Regions from separate parts of the Homo sapiens genome. Here region 2 is linked to region 1. Evidence: chromatin loops called from intact Hi-C (ENCODE). Cell type or tissue: CD14-positive monocyte. All regions are shown on one strand. Each heading gives the region's core, and the rest is flanking DNA. Links, peaks and the distances in the headings are about the cores only.

Evidence for each region. A loop is a pair of places that touch in the nucleus more often than their neighbours do. Peaks named below come from ENCODE experiments on the same cell type or tissue, not always from the same donor. Only the 100,000 strongest peaks of a DNase experiment are listed, where the experiment ranks them.
Region 2: a loop joins it to region 1, with 2.2 times the contacts of the local background. A loop is called at or near these places in 9 of 110 quality-filtered maps.

Annotation. Positions count from the first base shown.
Region 1 is chr3:141,791,687-141,800,623 of GRCh38, forward strand. All of the region lies in intron 4 of GRK7 (G protein-coupled receptor kinase 7), which reads left to right. Among named protein-coding and RNA genes, the nearest start is that of GRK7, 33 kb to the left of the region's middle. RefSeq lists enhancers at 5,144-5,203, 5,874-5,993. In CD14-positive monocyte, for the core only: no CTCF peak of the experiment used is centred there; DNase peaks (open chromatin) are centred at 4,555, 5,035 and 6,025; H3K4me3 peaks cover 2,337 bases; H3K27ac peaks cover 1,804 bases.
Region 2 is chr3:141,849,670-141,858,606 of GRCh38, forward strand. It overlaps LOC105374134 (a long non-coding RNA gene), which reads left to right and starts at 1,880. Exons shown (of 3, transcript XR_924551.3): 1 at 1,880-1,996; 2 at 8,748-8,911. RefSeq lists a cis regulatory region at 1-190. In CD14-positive monocyte, for the core only: a CTCF peak has its summit at 5,294 (motif pointing right); DNase peaks (open chromatin) are centred at 1,962, 3,462, 3,822, 5,122 and 1 weaker place; H3K4me3 peaks cover 1,805 bases; H3K27ac peaks cover 3,681 bases.

The DNA.
Region 1 (8,937 bases), core at 686-8,685:
TCCCACATGCCAGGACTGTTCTAAATATGAGGGATAGCCAGGTGCCGTGGCTCATGCCTGTAATCCCAGCACTTTGGGAGGCCAAGGTGGGCAGATCACTTGAGGTCAGGAGTTTCAGACCAGCCTGGCCAACATGGTGAAAACCTGTATCTACTAAAAATACAAAAATTAGCTGGGTGTGGTGGCGGGCCCCTATAATCCCAGCTACTTGGGAAGCTGAGGTAGGAGAATCGCTTGAACCCGGGAGGCGGAGGTTGTAGTGAGCCGAAATCATGCCATTGCACTCCAGCCTGGGAGACAGAGCGAGACTCCATCTAAAAAAAAAAAAAAAAAAAAAAAATTGAGGGATAGAAGGAAGAGCAGAAAATGGACATGATTCCTGCCTTCATGAAGCTTACAGTCTAGTGGGGAAGATAGAACTTAATAAACATTCAGACTGGGCGTGGTGGCTCATGCCTGTAATCCCAGCACTTTGGGAGGCCGAGGCGGACAGATCACTTGAGGTCAGGAGTTCGAGACCAGCCTGGCCAACCTGGTGAAACCCTGTCTCTACTAAAAATACAAAAAATTAGCCGGGCATTGTAGCACATGCCTGTAGTCCCAGCTACTCGGGAGGCTGAGGCAGGGGAATTGCTTGAACCCAAGAGACGGAGGCTGCAGTGAGTGGAGATCATGCCACTGCACTCCAACCTGGGCAACAGAGCAAGATTTTGTCTCAAAAAAAAAAAAAAAAGGGAACTTAATAATCATTCAAATAAGTATTAAATATCACTTATGATAAATGCTGGGAAGACATGGTACATTGGGCTCTCCAAGGAGGATTTGACTTAATATGTGAAAATCAAAAAGTAAACCACATGGGAAATTCAACTTACATGATACTAGAAGGAAAGGAATTCACTCAGCAAAGAGGTTCCGGTGGTGTCTCAGATTGGGCTCCCTGGAAACAGACTGAGACAGATTTACACATGGAAGATATTGGGGAGCTATGATATTGTGAAATATGTGTTTGGTCTTCATCCCATTTTCTGGCATACAACTCCAAATCTTCAAAGTGAAAAGCATCTTTTTGTATATTAATGAGTTGACTGATGGCTGGCAGCCCCTAGGAAGCTGCAGGATGGAGACTGGTCACCAGAAAAGCCAAGGTAGGATTAGAGGGTTAGGACTTTCAGCCTATCCCCCAATGGCCAATGATTTTATCAATCATGCCTGTGTAATGAAGACTCCATAAAAACCCAAAAGGGCAGGGTTCAGAGAGCTTCCTGATAGCCAATCACGTGGAGGCTTCCAGGAAGATGAACAAGAACACATCCACGTGCTGGGAGTGTGGCTCACCCCAGCTCCATGGGGACAGAAGCTTCTGAACTTGGGACCCTTCCAGACTTGGTCCTGTATGACTCTTCATTTGGCTGCTTATTTGTGTCATTTAAAATATCCCTTATAACAAACCAGAAAACATAAGTGTTTCCCTGCATTCTGTGAGCTGCTGTGGCAAATTAATTGAACCCAAAGAGAGGTTTGTGGGGACCTCAATTTACAGCTGGTGGGTCAGAAGTTTTGAAGGCCTGGACTTGCCACTGGCATTCAAAGCCTAGAGGCAGCCTTGGGGACTGAGCCCTCACCCTGTAGGACCTGGCACTGTCTCCAGGAGATAGTGTCATAATGGATTTGAATTAGAGGACATCCAGCTCGCATCTGCTGCAGAATGGATTGCTGGCTGGTTTGTGTTTTGAGAGTATTGTGGGAGAAACTGAGTTTGTTTCTTCTACTCAGGAGTGCTCTCCTGAGATGCAGCCATGAGGAAGGCAGGACTGGGCAGAGAGAACCTCACCCCTAGTGCGGCAGGCGGTGGGGACTAAGACCTCAGCCATCCTTCAGGGAGCTCTGGAGTTGGGATGACTCTTCTGAGTTGGCCCAAATTGAGGTGGGGTCCAGACTTGTGTATCCCTAAGGATGCAGTCAGTGACTGTGAGTAGCTGCCAGAAGGGGGCGGAAGCCTGGGATGCCATCCCCGCTGCAGAAGGCAGTTCCCAGGGAGGGGTGCAGCTGTGAGCCATCAGCAAGCAGTGGCCCCAGCCAGGCATGGCTGCATAAATTTGGGGGCTCACTGTGAAATAAAAATATAGGGCCTCTTCTTCAAATATCGGGAAAAAGCCTCCTTTCATGCTCTATTTTTCAACCAGCCATAGGGTTTGGATTTGCTATTTAATGTCATACTTCCCCAGGCTCTGGGATACTCAAAGAGTGAGTAGAGACCCTCACAGACACCCAGGGCTCCAACCCACGACTGGACCTGAGGAAGCATGTGCCTGACCCCAGCCCTCCCTGCACCTGAGTCCAGGCCCCTACCAGGCAGAAAGTGGCAATAGTCACTGGGTGAGGGTGGGGGTAGAAGTGGGAGGTGGGGAAGCAGACAGCCATGAACCCATCCCGGGGAGGCAAGCAGGTGGCAGGAGGGGGACTGTGTGAGCTGAGGCTCCAAGTACGGCTCTATTGGCTTATTGGACTTCACTTAAAAGACACAAATTCAAAGATAAATGATTACAAACAGCATTAAACCCCAGTAAAGGTATGCCTCTGAGCACAGGGCCCTGTCCATGGGCACTGGAAACTGGCCTGGCACCAGCAGCTGGAGGGTGGGGGCCAAGAACCTGAAGAGGGGATTGGAGCCAAGTAGCCCCCACAGGTGGGGAAGAGCATTTCAGGCCATGGGAATAGTCTGGGCAAGTATCTCTTGCTTTAGGGGAAATGAAAAGGAAGCCAGGAAATGAAAAGCACATCGTAAGAGGAAATGTGGTTCAAATGAAGATGGAGAGGTGGCAGGGGCCAGACGGAACCTGGCATTATGGGCCATGTTAAGGACTTTGGGTGATCGTCTCTGATCACTGGAAAAGCTGTGGCAGGGTTTCATGAAGGGGACAACATGTTTCAAATTTTGTTTTGAAAAGATTACCCCAGGTGAAGTGAAACAGATTGGAGGAGATTCAGGTAGTTTGTGGTCTTTGTAATCCAGGTAAGAGGTGATGGGGCTCAGACCACAGAGGGAGTAGTGGAGACAGAACGCAGTGGATGAATTGGGGCGATATAATATTTCAGAGTGAATAGGCCTCAGTGATGGTTTGGATACGGGGTTAAGGGAGATGGGGTGTCAAGAATGATTTGTTAGATAAGGCTGTGTCACAAGCACAGACTTAGACCCTGAGTACTAAACAGGGAACCAGGCAAACAAAGACCCTGAATACTAAACAGGGAACCAGGCAAACAAATGCCTGCCTTCATGAAGTTCCAGGAGAGGAAAGGGATGGACAAGGACATGGGCAGTGATAATACGGTGTGATCAGGGTTGTCTGAGCTGGGTACATAGGAAGGGCACCCAGCCCAACATGAGGACCTGGAGTCACAGGGTCAGGAAGGGCTTCCAAGGGGAAGGGACAACCAAGCTAAGACTTAAAAGACATGAAGCCAGACAGGTAAAGAGGAAGGAGCATGCGCTAGGTAAAGGGATCAGCAGAGCTCAATAGTCCTCAATGGCGGGTGATTGTGCCAAACTTCCTGGGGATACTTGGCAATGTCTGGAGACAGTTTTGGTTGTCATGACTGGGGAACTGCTACCAGCATCTAGTGGGTAGAGGCAGGGATACTGCCAAACATCTTACAATGAATAGCACAGCCCCCAACACAAAGCATATTCAGCCCACAACATCCACAGTGCCACACTTGAAAACCCTGGCATAAAGGCCTCGCAGCACAAGGCCTGAGGCTCAGTCGCAGAACAGAGTGGCTTTGCAGCTGGCTGCAGTGTGGAGTCATGAGGTGGGAGGGGTGACTAACGATACAACTAGAGAGTTTAGCAGACACCAGGCCCTAGGGGCTGGAGGAGTTGCACAAGGGGAGTTTGAACCTATTGGCAAGGGTGCTGGGGAACCGATGAAAGGTTTTTAGCAGGGAAGTGACAAAATCAATCTTGGGGCCAGGTGTGGTGGCTAATGCCTGTAATCTCAGCATTTTGGGAGGCCAAGGCACAAGGATTACTTGAGCCTAGCAGATGGAGACCAGCCTGGGCAACAAAGCGAGACTCTGCTCTATGTTAAAAAAAAAAAATAGCCTTGGAATTACATCAAAGAGAAGGAGTTAGAATGAGCACAGAAAGGCTGGGAGGGAAGCAGAGGACTCAGGGAACTGTGGGCTTGCACATTGTCTAATGGAGTCACGGGAATAAGGAGAGGCTGGGCCAGGGGGTCTGCAGGATGCGGCAGGAGGGGGCTGTCATGTGACATGATACAGTTCAGGGACCTAATGGTTGCCGTGTCATCTAATCTAATATAGACACATGTTAGAAGCTCAGAGCATTCATTTAGATCATGCGCAGCTGATGAAATATAGTCCTGCAGGTCAAGGAGAAAGGAGCTTGAGCATTTGAATCCTGGTTCTGCCACTTACTCTGGCTGCTGTGTACAGATGTGCAGGCTGACTCCCTGCATGGGAGAGTGGGGGCTGACGTCACATGGGAGGCTGGTTTGCTCCACGCACCAAGACATTTGGAGTGCCTTCTAATTGGCACAAATGTACTCATGGGTTGGCCACAGCCCTGCACATGATCTTACACAAGTCAGACTGCTTCTCTGAGCCTGCTTAATACTGCCTGCCTTTAGCGTTGATGAGAAGATTAAGAAACAAAGTAGATAAATGCCTAGCCGAGGGTCAGCCACTTGGTAGGCACTCAAGAAATGATTGTACAAGAAGCTCCAGACCTTCAGTCACAATCCCCGCTGTTGCAATTGTTTCTGCCTCACCTGACAGGCACTGTAGTTGCTCAGGTGACCTCTGCAGCTGTGCTTTGTTCTCTGCGAGGCACAGGGAGCCAGCGGGACCCCAAGGCTGCAGCAGTGGGCAGTGGGTGAGCAGCTTGCATCTGGGTTGAGCCAAGCAGACACTCACAGTTGTCTTGCTTCCTCACAGCTGTGTGGGGTTTCATTTGTGGTTTTCTTCTGAGCATCTTAGAGGCACCGTGGAAAGTATGCCTCAGCCTGCTGCCAGAGAGATTCATAGCACATGAAACCACTGAAGAACACGCTCAAGTGAAAGAACGGGAACTATTGATCTCTGACCATGTGCCAGGCCCTGCCTTTCAGTCTGATGGAGTCTTGTGTAGCTGTCCTGCCTGAGACAACCAGAACCCAGGCATGGTAACAACAGCCGCTAATACATACTGTGGTAGCAGGCCTGCTGTGCGCCAGGTTTTGGGTCGACACCCAATCTGTTTTATCGTTTTAATCTTCGTCACAGTCCCATAAGGCAAGAACTGTTGAGGCTCAGAGGGGTTGAGTAAGCGGCTGTGGGTGACCGGCTTATAACTGGTAGAGCTGGGATCTGAACTACAGCAAACCAACGCCAGTGTGGGAGCCATTTCACCCCAGACTCTATGCCTGCAAAAAGTGTTATTGTGACGACCCCTCTTTTGGGCTCCCTGTGTGGGCTCTGTGAAATGGGTGTCCTTCCAGGGGTGTCAGGGAGAGCAGGAAGCCGCCTCTGATGGGATGCGCCCTCCCCGCCCAGGAAGTGGCGGCAGAAAGCGAGCCCTGAGAAGCCAGGGGCAGGAGCGGCCTCCGCGCGACACTGCGGCGCTCCTGATTCTGCGGCCTGGGGCCGAGCATGCGGGGCGGGCGGAGCCTCGAGCTAAGTCCCCTGGGGTCCCAGGGCCGCATTCCTCCGAGGTCTGCAAAGGCCACTGCTTAAAGGCGCAGAGGAGCAGCTGGGAACGAGAACAAAGCGGCCAGGCCCCCCTCGGAGGAAGGAAGGAGAGAGCCCCAGGAAACAGCTGATAGCGCTAAGCTCAGCTTGTTTTTTTCCTCTGCTCAACAGTTCTCCTGCCACGGCAAACAAAACATGTACATTCTGATTCCCTCTTCTGTTTGGATTGTGCTGTCGACTGGATCTGGTTTGTGATGAGCTGGGGGAAGAGGCATCCGCGGGCGATTTCTGGCTCGGCGTGCCAGTGTGCTTTTGCTGGGCCGCGCCGGGATCGCGGAGCTTCCTCTCCGGCTCCTTTCTCCCCGTCTGCGTCGCTAATCCAGCCTGGCCCGGCCACCCCAAGGGAAGACACGGCCGTTTCTTTTGATAGTGGAATTGGAGGTTGCCAAGTTTTCAGATTTAATGGGAGGTGGAGGGTTGCTCGTGTCCTTGACCTTGAAGGACCTGCGCACACTCATACTTTTTCATGGACTTGTAAAACTGTTAAGAGGTGAACTGTGCCCTCTCAGCTCCACCAGAAGCCCCTCCATGTTCTCTGCACTGCGAAGGTCACAGTCTGGTTCCTGGTTGTCCAGAGCCACACTGGGACTCTGTCCAGGGCCAGCCTGGGCCCTGCCAGTTCGGTTCAGAGTGACAGCTACAGGGTCAATGGAAGAGGCCAGCACCCAACAGCAAGAACAATGTAGGGGGTATCTGGACGGGCTTGGGATCTTAATCACACCTTAAGGTGTCTACCTTCCCCAATGTCTGGACACCTGTTGGTGACAGGTGGCCCTGATGGGACTAAGCTTGAGATTACTGTACTAGAAGGACTTCCCGCTGCCCCTGAGGGGATGGGGGAGGGGCACTGGCACTGCCAGGCGTGCTAAACCCCGTGAGGTCTGTTGTTCGATGTCGCCCAATGCTGGGTATACTTGGTTTTTGCCTGACCAGGTGTTGACTGTGTGGGTCTGGAAAGGGCACCATAAAACCCAAAGTAAAATAAGGTAAAACCCAGAAAAGGATAAAACACATACACACACACACACCCACACACCCCTCCACTAAGAGGTGCTGATACTCGGGCAATCCCTACAGCCCTGGGCATGGCGGTTCTGGTCACATGCACTGAAGGAGACGGTTCTGATGCTGCTGAGACAGAGGCGCAGGGCCCTGTGTAACTGCAGGAGTTAAACCCAGCTGTAAGAGGTCAGCGTGGTTGGACCTGCTCCACGCTGCTTGGCGCGTTCTCTCCTCCCACCCTACTCTGAGGAGGCAGTTCACATGCAGAAGACAAATGGCATAAAGGGCAGGCAATTAATTTTTTCAGCTGGAGGCTGCAATGGAATGTGGGTGCTTAAAGTCTGGCGTGCGCCTCTAATTCCATTCTCCTCAGTGAAATACCTCCGCTCTTCAAGGAGGTGGTGCCCTTCAAAGCTCCATGGCTGACATTTTCTGTCTTTAGGACCAAGAGGTGAATTTAGTCCTGAAAATTATTTGGAATGAATCTAAGGCCTTCCTGCACGCTGTCTCATGCTCTTTCCACTACACCAGGGGGTCTACAGTGCTGTAAAGATGGCAGGCCAATTCTTTACTTATTTCCTTGGGGAGGTGGTTGCAGAGCATGGCCCAGGGTCTGGTCCCATCTCCCAGAACCCTCTGCTGTGTGGAGCAGCCGAGCCAGCCTGAAACAGGCAAAAAATGGAGAATTCACTGGGATAAGGGGAAGGGAAACATCTTTAGCAAGAATGCTAAAGATCAAGGACTTAGTACTGGGCAAATGGGGAGAGGGAAGAAGGGGACTCTACAAGGGAGAAAAGAAATCCTGAAGGGAACTTGGAGGGGTAAGAAAAAGTCACTTCACCTACTTCTATAGAGGCGGAATAATGTAGTAGTGAAAAGCGCAGGCCAGGGCAGGCATGGTGGGTCACGCCTGTAATCCCAGCCCTTTGGGAGGCTGTGGCGGATGGATCACAGGAGGTCGGGAGTTCGAGACCAGCCTAGCTAACATGGTGAAACCCTGTCTCTACTAAAAATACAAAATTAGCCGGGCGTGGTGGTGAGCGCCTGTAATCCCAGCTACTCAGGAGGCTGAGGCAGGAGAATCACTTGAACCTGGGAGGTGGAGGTTGCAGTGAGCCAAGATCATGCCACTGCACTCCAGTCTGGGTGATAGAGTGAGGCTCGGTCTAAAAAAAAAAAACAAGGTGCAGCCTGTGTGTGATTCTTAGGTTGGTGATCTTAGGCAAGATTTAACCTCTCTATGGTTCAGTTTCCTAATCTGCAAAATGGACGCTATCTCATAGGGTTACTATGGAGATCAAATGAGGAATTCACATAAAGCACTACAGAAAATATTTAGCATGGAATAAGCACTCAATAATGTTTTCCATTATTATTTCCAATTTTTCTCTCAGCATGTGTTTCACAATCCTTTGTTCATGGCAAGGTATGTTGTCCACTTTCACCCTACACCTTCTACCGAGCAACTTAGGTTTATCCAGTATCCTCATTAGTAACTTTAATCCTTAATGTCACTCACCTTTGAAATGTGCTCATTGGACGGGTGCCACACAGAGCAAGCTCGCAATAAATGTTGCTGAATAGAACTTACTGACTGCCACTGACTTAACTTCGTTTGGATGTTGTTTATAGTCTCTTTATGCCTCTGCCACCCCAGCAGAGTCATAAAGAACCAGACAGAAGCAGGACCCAAGAACATGAGGCCCAAAGGAGAGCTGTGGGAAGTGAAATACTATATTCAGGGAGACCCTCAGCTCCTTCCCATCTCAGTTCCCCAAATGAGAGCAAGCAGGCTGATACTTCTCAGGTGGGGTATGGAGATATCCCACCTGATCCCTCTTGTCAGTTGATAAGCTGGACTCCACATAGCTTATAGTCAGCTTTTTGGTGCTTCACTCTTAAATATGAATGACTAGACAAAGATCAATTGTCATTTGTAAAAAAAAAAAAAAAAAAAAAAAAACTCTTCAAAATGAAAGACAGAACCAAAACAATCAGAGGAAAAGAACTTGTAGAAAACAAGAACGATGCAGGGAATAGAAGAGACTATTTTTTAAAACTTGTAATTATTATCTTTTGAGATTAAAGAGAAGATAAGGCCTCCATGAAACAAGAACAAATGCTGTAAATCAAGGAACATTCAGAGAACAACAAGGACATTTGGAAATAAAAAATATGTAA
Region 2 (8,937 bases), core at 602-8,601, 58 kb after region 1:
ACTACAATTGCAGTATTAGAAGAAAGGAGCTGAAAATATAGCAGGCCAGGAGAGAAGGAGGATTGAATAGAGGTTATGGAGGAGGCAGAGCTATTGGTAATAACAATGTCTGACCATGGAGGGTGATAGTCAAGGTTGTGTACTGGTTCAAGCTAATTGCTATAACAAACAATCCCTCATTCTTAGTGGCTCAGCACATAAAGGTTTATTTCTTGTTCAAATCGCAACCCAAGGCTTGTTGGTGGGGTTGCTCAGGGTCAGCTCAGTCATTCAGGGTCCTGGGCTCTTTCCATGGTGGCTTGGACTGCATTGTTTAATACGGTAGCCACCAGCTACATGTGGTTACTAAACATTGGAAATGTGACTTGAGCAACTAAGAAACTGAATTTTTCATTTTAAAAATTTAAATTTTGGCCGGGCACGGTGGCTCAAGCCTGTAATCCCGGCACTTTGGGAGGCCGAGGCGGGTGGGTCACGAGGTCAGGAGTTTGAGACCAGCCTGGCCAACATGGTGAAACATCGTCTCTACTAAAAATACAATAAAATGAGCCAGGCATGGTGGCAAACACCTGTAATCCCAGCTACTGAGGAGGCTGAGGCAGGAGAATCGATTGAACCTGGGAGGTGGAGGTTGCAGTGAGCTGAGACCATGCCATTGCACTCAAGCCTGGGCGACAGAGTGAGACTCCATCTCCAAAAAAAAATTTAATTTAATATTTTGAAAGTATGTTTGGAACAATTTGGATATGTGCAACTACTTTATGAAGTTAAATACAGATTGGCTGTTCTGCCTATGGAGTAGCTATTCTTTCGTTTCTCTCAATAAACTTGCTTTCACTTTACTATAAAAAAATTAAATACAGATCAATTTTTTGTTGTGATTTTTTAAAGACATGAGGTCTCGCTCTGTGACCTGGGCTGGAGTACAGTGGCGCAATTACAACTCACTGCAGCTCCAACTCCTGGGCTCAAGTGATCCTCCCATCTCAGCCTCCCGAGTAGTTAGGAGTACAGGCTCACATCACCATCCCCAGCTAATTTTTTAAATTTATTTTTGTGGAGATGGGGGTCTCACTATGTTGCTCAGGCTGGTCTTGAACTCTTGGCCTTAAGTGATCCTCCTTGGCCTGCCAAAGAGTTGATATTACAGGTGTGAGCCACCATGACCAGCCCAGATCAAGTATTTTTGACGTAAACTTAACATTTGAATTGATAGGTGCTGTTAAGTGTAAATTACACACTAGATTTCAAAGACTTAATATGAAAAAAAGATACAAAATACCTCACTTATAATTTTTATATTGATAACATGTTGAAATGATATTTTTAATATGCTGGATTAAATAAAATGTACTATTAAAATTAATTTTACCTGTTTTTTGTTTTTGTTTTTGTTTTTGAGACAGGATCTCATTCTGTTGCCCACCCTGGAGTGCAGTGGTGCGATCTCAGCTCACTGCAGCCTCCGCCTCCCAGGTTCAAGTTTTTCTCCTGTCTGTTTCTGAGTAGCTGGGGTTACAGGCATGCACCACCACGCCCGGCTAATTCTTGTATTTTCAGTAGAGACAGGGTTTTGCCATGGTGGTCAGGCTAGTCTCGAACTCCTGACCTCAAGTGATCTGCCCGCCTCTGCCTCCCAAAGTGCTGGGATTACTGGTGTGAGCCACCGTGCCCAGCCATACCTGTTTCTTTTTGCATTTTTAAATATAGCTACTTGAAAATTTAAAATCACATATGTGACTTGGCTTCCATTTCTACTGGACTGCGCTGTTCCAGGGCCTTATAACACTCCATTGCATCCTCTCCATCTGGCTAGCAAATAATGAGAGAGCAAGCAGAGGACTGCAAATCCCTTTGTCCAGAACTCAGTCATGAAGCCATTGTTACAAAGGAGAAGTGCATATGTAGCCTGCCCGGAAAGGAGAGGAAACAGATTTGGTGAGCAATGAGCTGGCCTCCGGCACAGGTCCAGGGTAGAATGACAACATTGTTGGAGGTGAGGTGGTCAAGGCACTGGCAGGCGGGGCATTTGGAAAGACTGTTTGTGAAGTCACCAAGAATCTGAAGTGACAGGGAATGGAACTCTTCAAGGAATTCAGAGCAGTGACCCGAGTCTACAGTTGATTCAACAAAGCTGAATATTTAGTAAATATTCAGATGACAGCTTCAAAGCTGAAAGCTTTGAAGAAGAGAGGAATGGTGGTCTTGAAGCAGCAGTTGGGAGAAATGAGTATACCTCCTTCACCTCCAGGCCAGTGGTCCAAGATGAGTAGGGGAGAGAAGAAAGGCCCCATTTGAAAGGGTGTCTGGGGAAGAAGTGTCCTTATGGAGAATAGGTTTTAGTGCATGACCTTAACCAAGTTATTTAACCATTCTGTTTGAGGTTTCCTTGGTTTAAAATAGGGATAAGAATAACACTTATCTCATAAGGTTGTTGTATTAAATACTGAAATACAGATGCTCCTCAACTTATGATGGGGTTACGTTCCAATAAACTCATGGTAAGGTGAAAATATCATAAGTCGAAAATGCACTTAATACACCTAACATGCAGAACATTGTAACTTAGCCTAGCCTACCTTAAACGCAATCAACATTCTTACATTACCTGCAGCTGAGCAACACAGTTTATGGTGTGGCTGACAGGGACTGGCCCAGCTTGTCAAAAGAGTATCATACTGCTTTCTACTGAACGTATATCACTTTCATGCCATCTTAAAGGTGAACCATTGTCAGGGACCGTCTCTACCTGCAAAATATTTAGCATGTCGAAATGGCTATGTTAAATAATTTCCTGACATTGTACTAAAAGCACGCTGGTTTCTCCTTTGTTTTTTGTTGTTGTTGTTGTTGTTTGTTGTTGTTGTTTTTTGTTTTGAGACAGAGTCTCACTCTGTCATCCAGGCTGGAGTGCAGTGGTGCAATCTCAGCTCACTGCAACCTCCACCTTCCAGGTTCAAGCAATTCTCCTGCCTCAGCTCCCCAAGTAGCTGAGATTACAGGCACGTACCACCACGCCCGCCTAATTTTTTTGTTTGTTTGTTTAGATGGAGTCTTGCTCTGTTGCCCAGGCTGGAGTGCAGTGGCACTATCTCGGCTCACTGCAAGCTCTGCCTCCCGGGTTCATGCCATTCTCCTGCCTCAGCCTCCCAAGTAGCTGGGACTACAGGTGCCCGCCACCACGCCCGGCTAATTTTTTTTTGTATTTTTAGTAGAGACGGGATTTCACGGTGTTGGCCAGGGTATTCTCCATCTCCTGACCTTGTGACCCGCCCGCCTTGGCCTCCCAAAGTGCTAGGATTACAGGCATGTGCCACCGCACCCGGCCCTAATTTTTTGTATTTTTAGTAGAGACGGGGTTTCACCATGTTGGCCACGCTGGTCTTGAACTCCTGACCTCAAATCATCGACCCACCTCAGCCTCCCAAAGTGCTTGGATTACAGGCGTGAGTCACTGTGCCTGGCTTCTCCTTTGTTTCTGTCTTCTTCCTTCGCGTATTAATTTTCCTTTGTGTGTGCCTTCAATCTGGCGTTGCTCTTGGATAAATGAAGCAATTTATTAGCTTTGCCCTTATTCTAGGACATGATGCACTGGCAAAATTCACTGGGTCCATGTAAATTTATGTTGCCACTCAGAAGAAAGTGGTCAGCTTGGATGTAATGTGAAACTGATGTAATCTTAGATAATAGTTTGAGAAAGAAACACACATTTCTTCCTATAAATAGAATACAAATTTCATTTTCAAAAGGAAAAAGCTTTGTGTGTGAAGAGGGAAGTTCTGGAAGGAGGGTGTGGCTACTTTCCAGATTACAGTTGATACAATTGCACAGACTTTTTCTATTGCCTAATAGAGACTTGTCTATGAATGGCAAAATGAGGAATGATCCATTCTTTTACACCATTTCCAGAACAGTGCCCTGAGAATCAACTGCTTCTGTTAACGCTGTCTGTGGTAAGATGTCTACGCAGAAAACCCTAGGAATAACAATTAAGTTAGTGCTCTGTATTACGGTTTGCTTTCCAGAAGTGACACTCCACAAATCCCTCTCAAACCTCACACCAGAAACTCAAGAGCTCACCAGACCTTCCTCTGAAATATGACTGTGCCAGGGGCCTGATGCTGGGCAAAGGGTCGGGCTGGGGAAGGAGGCAGGTGATTCTTCTGTTCGCCATGGCTGGATAAAACCAGCACACCCCAGCCTCTCAGAAAGCTTCATCCTGTGCATAATTTGTAAAAATTGCTTAGTTACTTGGTCTTAGAGAGGGGAAATCTGATGCCTTGTGATGGAAATTTGGAGTTTCCATCCACGCCTGGCCTGCCGAGGAACTCTGCTGAGCAGTGGCTGCACCTGCCAGGTCTGCCTGTTAACCTCACCGGCGCTGCATGTCCGTATTTAAAAATTGGAACTGAATCTACAGCGCTCAAGGCATTTTCAGAACATGAAACATTTTTGATGTAATCATTTTTTAAAAGTTTCTGCAGGGCACAGTGGCTTGCATCTATAATCCCAGCACTTTGGGAGACTGAGGAGGAGGATCACTTGAGCCCAGGAGTTTGAGACCAGCCTGGGCAACATAGTGAGACGCTGTCTCTATGAAAATAAAAATAAAAAATTGTTTTCAAAGTTTCACTTACATGCTGCCTTTTTTTTTTTTTTTTTTTTTTTTTTTTACGGAGTTTCACTCTTGTTGCCCAGGCTGGAGTGCAATGGCATGATCTCGGCTCACTGCAACCTCCACCTCCCAGGTTCAAGCAATTCTCCTGCCTCAGTAGCTAGGATTATAGGCACCCACCACTACACCCGGCTAATTTTTGTATTTTTAGTAGAGATGTGGTTTCACCATGCTGGCCAGGCTGGTCTCGATCTCTTGACCTCAAATGATCTGCCCGCCTCAGCCTCCCAAAGTGTTGGGATTACAGGCGTGAGCCACTGTGCCTGGTCCACATGGTGCTTTATATCATCTTCACGTAGGTTCTCATCAAACCCCTGTAAAGGATGTTTTCTTGTCCTTGTTTTACAGATGAGGGAGTTGAGTCTTAGAGGATGGTGTCTCTCCTAAGGTCACATAGTCACACATAGTCATAGAAAGGCAGCAGAGGCTGGGTCATAAGGACCCTCTGATGTCACATCCTATGCTCTTGTACAACACCCATCCTCTCTTGTAATTAAAAACTAAACCAAACCAAAATGAAATTAAATACTGCTTCCTCATCTAGCTAATTTTGTCACAGAATCACTGTAACCAGTGATTTGGAGTAAATGGCACCTAGTTTCTCCACTGGGAGGCAGCCATAGCCACCAGTGGCTCCTGTGTTCTTCCAGATATATTCTGTGTGTAAAATTTTAGACGTGCACATCTAACGCAAATGCAAGCAAACTGCCCTGTAGGTGGTTTTTTTTCACTTTAGATTTTCTCAATGATTCTTCTGTATTAGTTATCAATAACTTAGAAGAGGGGAGTGGATTTCTGAGCCTGATCCTTACAACTTAAATTCAAGAGCCTAGCCATCATTCCCTCCGCCTTATACTGAAAACACCTACAGTAGTTCTCTATTACTTACAACATCCCATCTAAATGTTTAGCCAGGAATTCAAAGGCATATATAACCTGGCCATAAAACACCGAAGTTTATATTCCTATAATCCTATATAAAACTCTGTCCTCTCCTGCTAGTGCTCCCTATCCCATGGGCTGGGTACCACCCTCCCAACCCCATCTTCATATAATAAATTACCACCCAGTCCTCAAGGCCTTACTCCAACCCCATCTCTTTCAATGTAACTCCCAAGACCTCTACAGCTAGAAGGGCTTCCTTCCTCTTTAGAGTCTCAGTAGTGCTGATCGCTTGATAGTTAATATTTATTGTCAAATTATCTTTTTTTTTTTTCTTTTTTTTTAGACAAGATCTCACTCTGTCACCCAGGCTGGAGTGCAGTGGCCCAATCTTGGCCCACTGCAACCTCCATCTCCTGGACGCAAGTGATGCTCCCACCTCAGGCTACCAAGTAGCTGGGACCACAGGCACATGCCACCACACCCGGCTAATTTTTGTATTTTTTGTAGAGATGGGGTTTCACCATGTTGGCCAGGCTGGTCTCGAATTTCTTTTCTTTTCTCTCTCTTTTTTTTTTTTTTGAGATGGAGTTTCACTCTTGTTGCTCAGGGTGGAGTGCAATGGCCTGATTTCAGCTCACCACAACCTCCACCTCCCGGGTTCAAGCACTTCTCCTGCCTCAGCTTCCCGAGTAGCTGGGATTACAGGCATGTGCCACCATGCCCAGCTAATTTTTGTATTTTTAGTAGAGACGGGGTTTCTCCATGTTGGTCAGGCTGGTCTCGAACCCCCGACTTCAGGTTATCCACCTGCCTCGGCCTCCCAAAGTGCTGAGATTACAGGCATGAGCCACTGCGCCCAACCCTTTTTTTTTTTTTTTGAGACGGAATCTCATTCTGTTGCCCAGGCCAGGGCACAACAGTGCAATCTCGGCTCACTGTAACCTCTGCCTCCAGGGTTCAAGCGATTCTCCTGCCTCAGCCTTTGGGGTAGCTGGGACTACAGGCACGTGCCACCACGCTCGGCTAATTTTTGTATTTTTAGTAGAGATGGGGTTTCACCATGTTGGCCAGGCTGGTCTCAAACTCCTGACCTCAAGTGATCAGCCTGCCTCAGCCTCCCAAAGTGCTGGGATTACAGGCATAAGCCACCGTGTCCGGCCTGGTCTCGAATTTCTGAGCTCAAAAGATCCACCCGCCTTGGCCTCTTTGGTGCTGGGATTACAGGCATAAGCCATCATTCCTAGCCCTATTGTCCCATCATCTTAACAGTAAATATTTGTTAACTCAATGACTATTCCCAAATGGGTTATTTTTATTTTTTAGAGACAATGTCTCATTGTGTTGCCCAGACTGGTCTCAAACTCCTCTGAGCTGAAGTGATTCTCCTGCCTCAGCCTCCTGAGTAGCTGGAACTACAGGTGTGTGCCACCACAGCCTGGCACCAAATAGATTGTTAATCACTGAAGGTGTGCAACTAGTTCTTTATCTGACCTACACAGTGTGTTGGCTTGAAGGGGCATGAGCTGGTGAAGCAGTTTGGCTGTTTAAGTGAACAATGATGATTTTGGGGTGATTCTTTCTAAGAGCTAACATTGCCTGTGGCCCCCTGTTCTTTGGATTGCTACAAGAAGGGACAAATCAGATTTCTGTTGTACACAGTGATGTACTGTGCCGCTCTCAGGCAGACTGTGGCTGTCATCCTGCCTATCTGTCTTATGTTTTCTCCCCTTTTAATCATTTCTAGGGACTTACTGAGTCCAGTGACTTTGGTTCCTGTGCTTTTGTTTCCCCATGTGAAGAATTCTACTAGGATTAATAATTTCATTGGGGAACGGACACGGTGGCTCACACCTGTAATCCCAGCACTTTGGGAGGCCGAGGTGGGCAGATCACGAGGTCAGGAAGTTGAGACCATCCTGGCCAATCTGGTAAAACCCTTCTACTAAAAATACAAAAATTAGCTGGGCATGGTGGCACGTGCCTGTAATCCCAGCTATTCGGGAGGCTGAGGCGAGAGAATTGCTTGAACCAGGGAGTTGGAGGTTGCAGTGAGCCGAGATCGCGCAACTGCACTCCAGCTAAAAAAGAAAAAAAAAATCATTAGGGATATCGTAAGAAAGACTTTGAACATCAAAAAAGAAAAATGATTGTAGTTGATTGAAACACATCAAATCTCCAAAAATCCAAAGTCTATAACAGTAAGAGAAAGCTTGTGTGTCACCATTTGAAACAACTGTTTACTTTGAAAGTGGATAACGAGGGAGAAGTAGGCATTTATCCTGCCTTTGCAGTAGCAACTCTACTGCAGAAACCAAAATAATCCCAGATGACAGGGGAAAACTCTACATTTATACATTTATAGGTTACATTTACATTTATACCGTTACTTTACACTGAAAGAATCATTTGTAGTACCTAAGGAAATTATCAATTCAGGCAAGGATTATCAGTTGACCTTAAAGCTCTAAGAATGGGAAACTGGTTACTGATGCTGTACCAAAGTTATACCACTTGGGTCACTTTCTGGTCATAGGAGATGAAAAACATAACTATATGATGGAGGCCTGGTCTCTTAAAAAAATCAGTGTAATAAGACAGTTAAATAATAATAATAATAATTAAATAGAATATGAGGTTCTGGGTTAGTTCATGATCTGTACAAACCAGCTATAAAGGACATTTGGAAGCCAAATGAAGAAATTTGAGTATGTATTAAGTATTAGATAATATTAAGAAATTGGGCCGGGCATGGTGGCTCGCGCCTGTAATCCCAGCACTTTGGGAGGCCAAGATGGAGGAATCACAAGGTCAGGAGATTGAGACCATCCTGGCTAACACGGTGAAACCCCATCTCTACTAAAAATACAAAAAATTAGCCGGGCATGGTGGCACAAGCCTGTAGTCCCAGCTACTTGAGAGGCTGAGACAAGAGAATCGCTTGAACCCTGGAGGCAGAGGTTGCAGTGAGCTGAGATCGTGCCACTGCACTCCAGCCTGAGCAACAGAGCAAGACTCCGTCTCAAAAAAAATAAAAAAAGAAATAAATGTTAATTTTGTTAGATGTGAAAATGTTATTTTGGCTATATAGGAAGACATTTAACTCTTTAGAAATGCATACTGGAGAATTTAAGACTGTATCAGGAGATTACAAGAGATTTATTTCTCCCTCGCTCCATCACCATCCCAGGTCAGCTGTCACTCTCCTTGTTATCTGCAGTCTGGTGTGCAGGCTGAAGAAACAGCCCTGTGTGGGACACTGCTGGTCTTCTGGTAGAAAGAAAAGAAAGATGATGGAATCACACTGTGATTCAGATTGTGGGCTGCACTTCCACTTACGTTTTATTGGCTAAAGTAAGTCACATGGTAAAGTCTTGTAT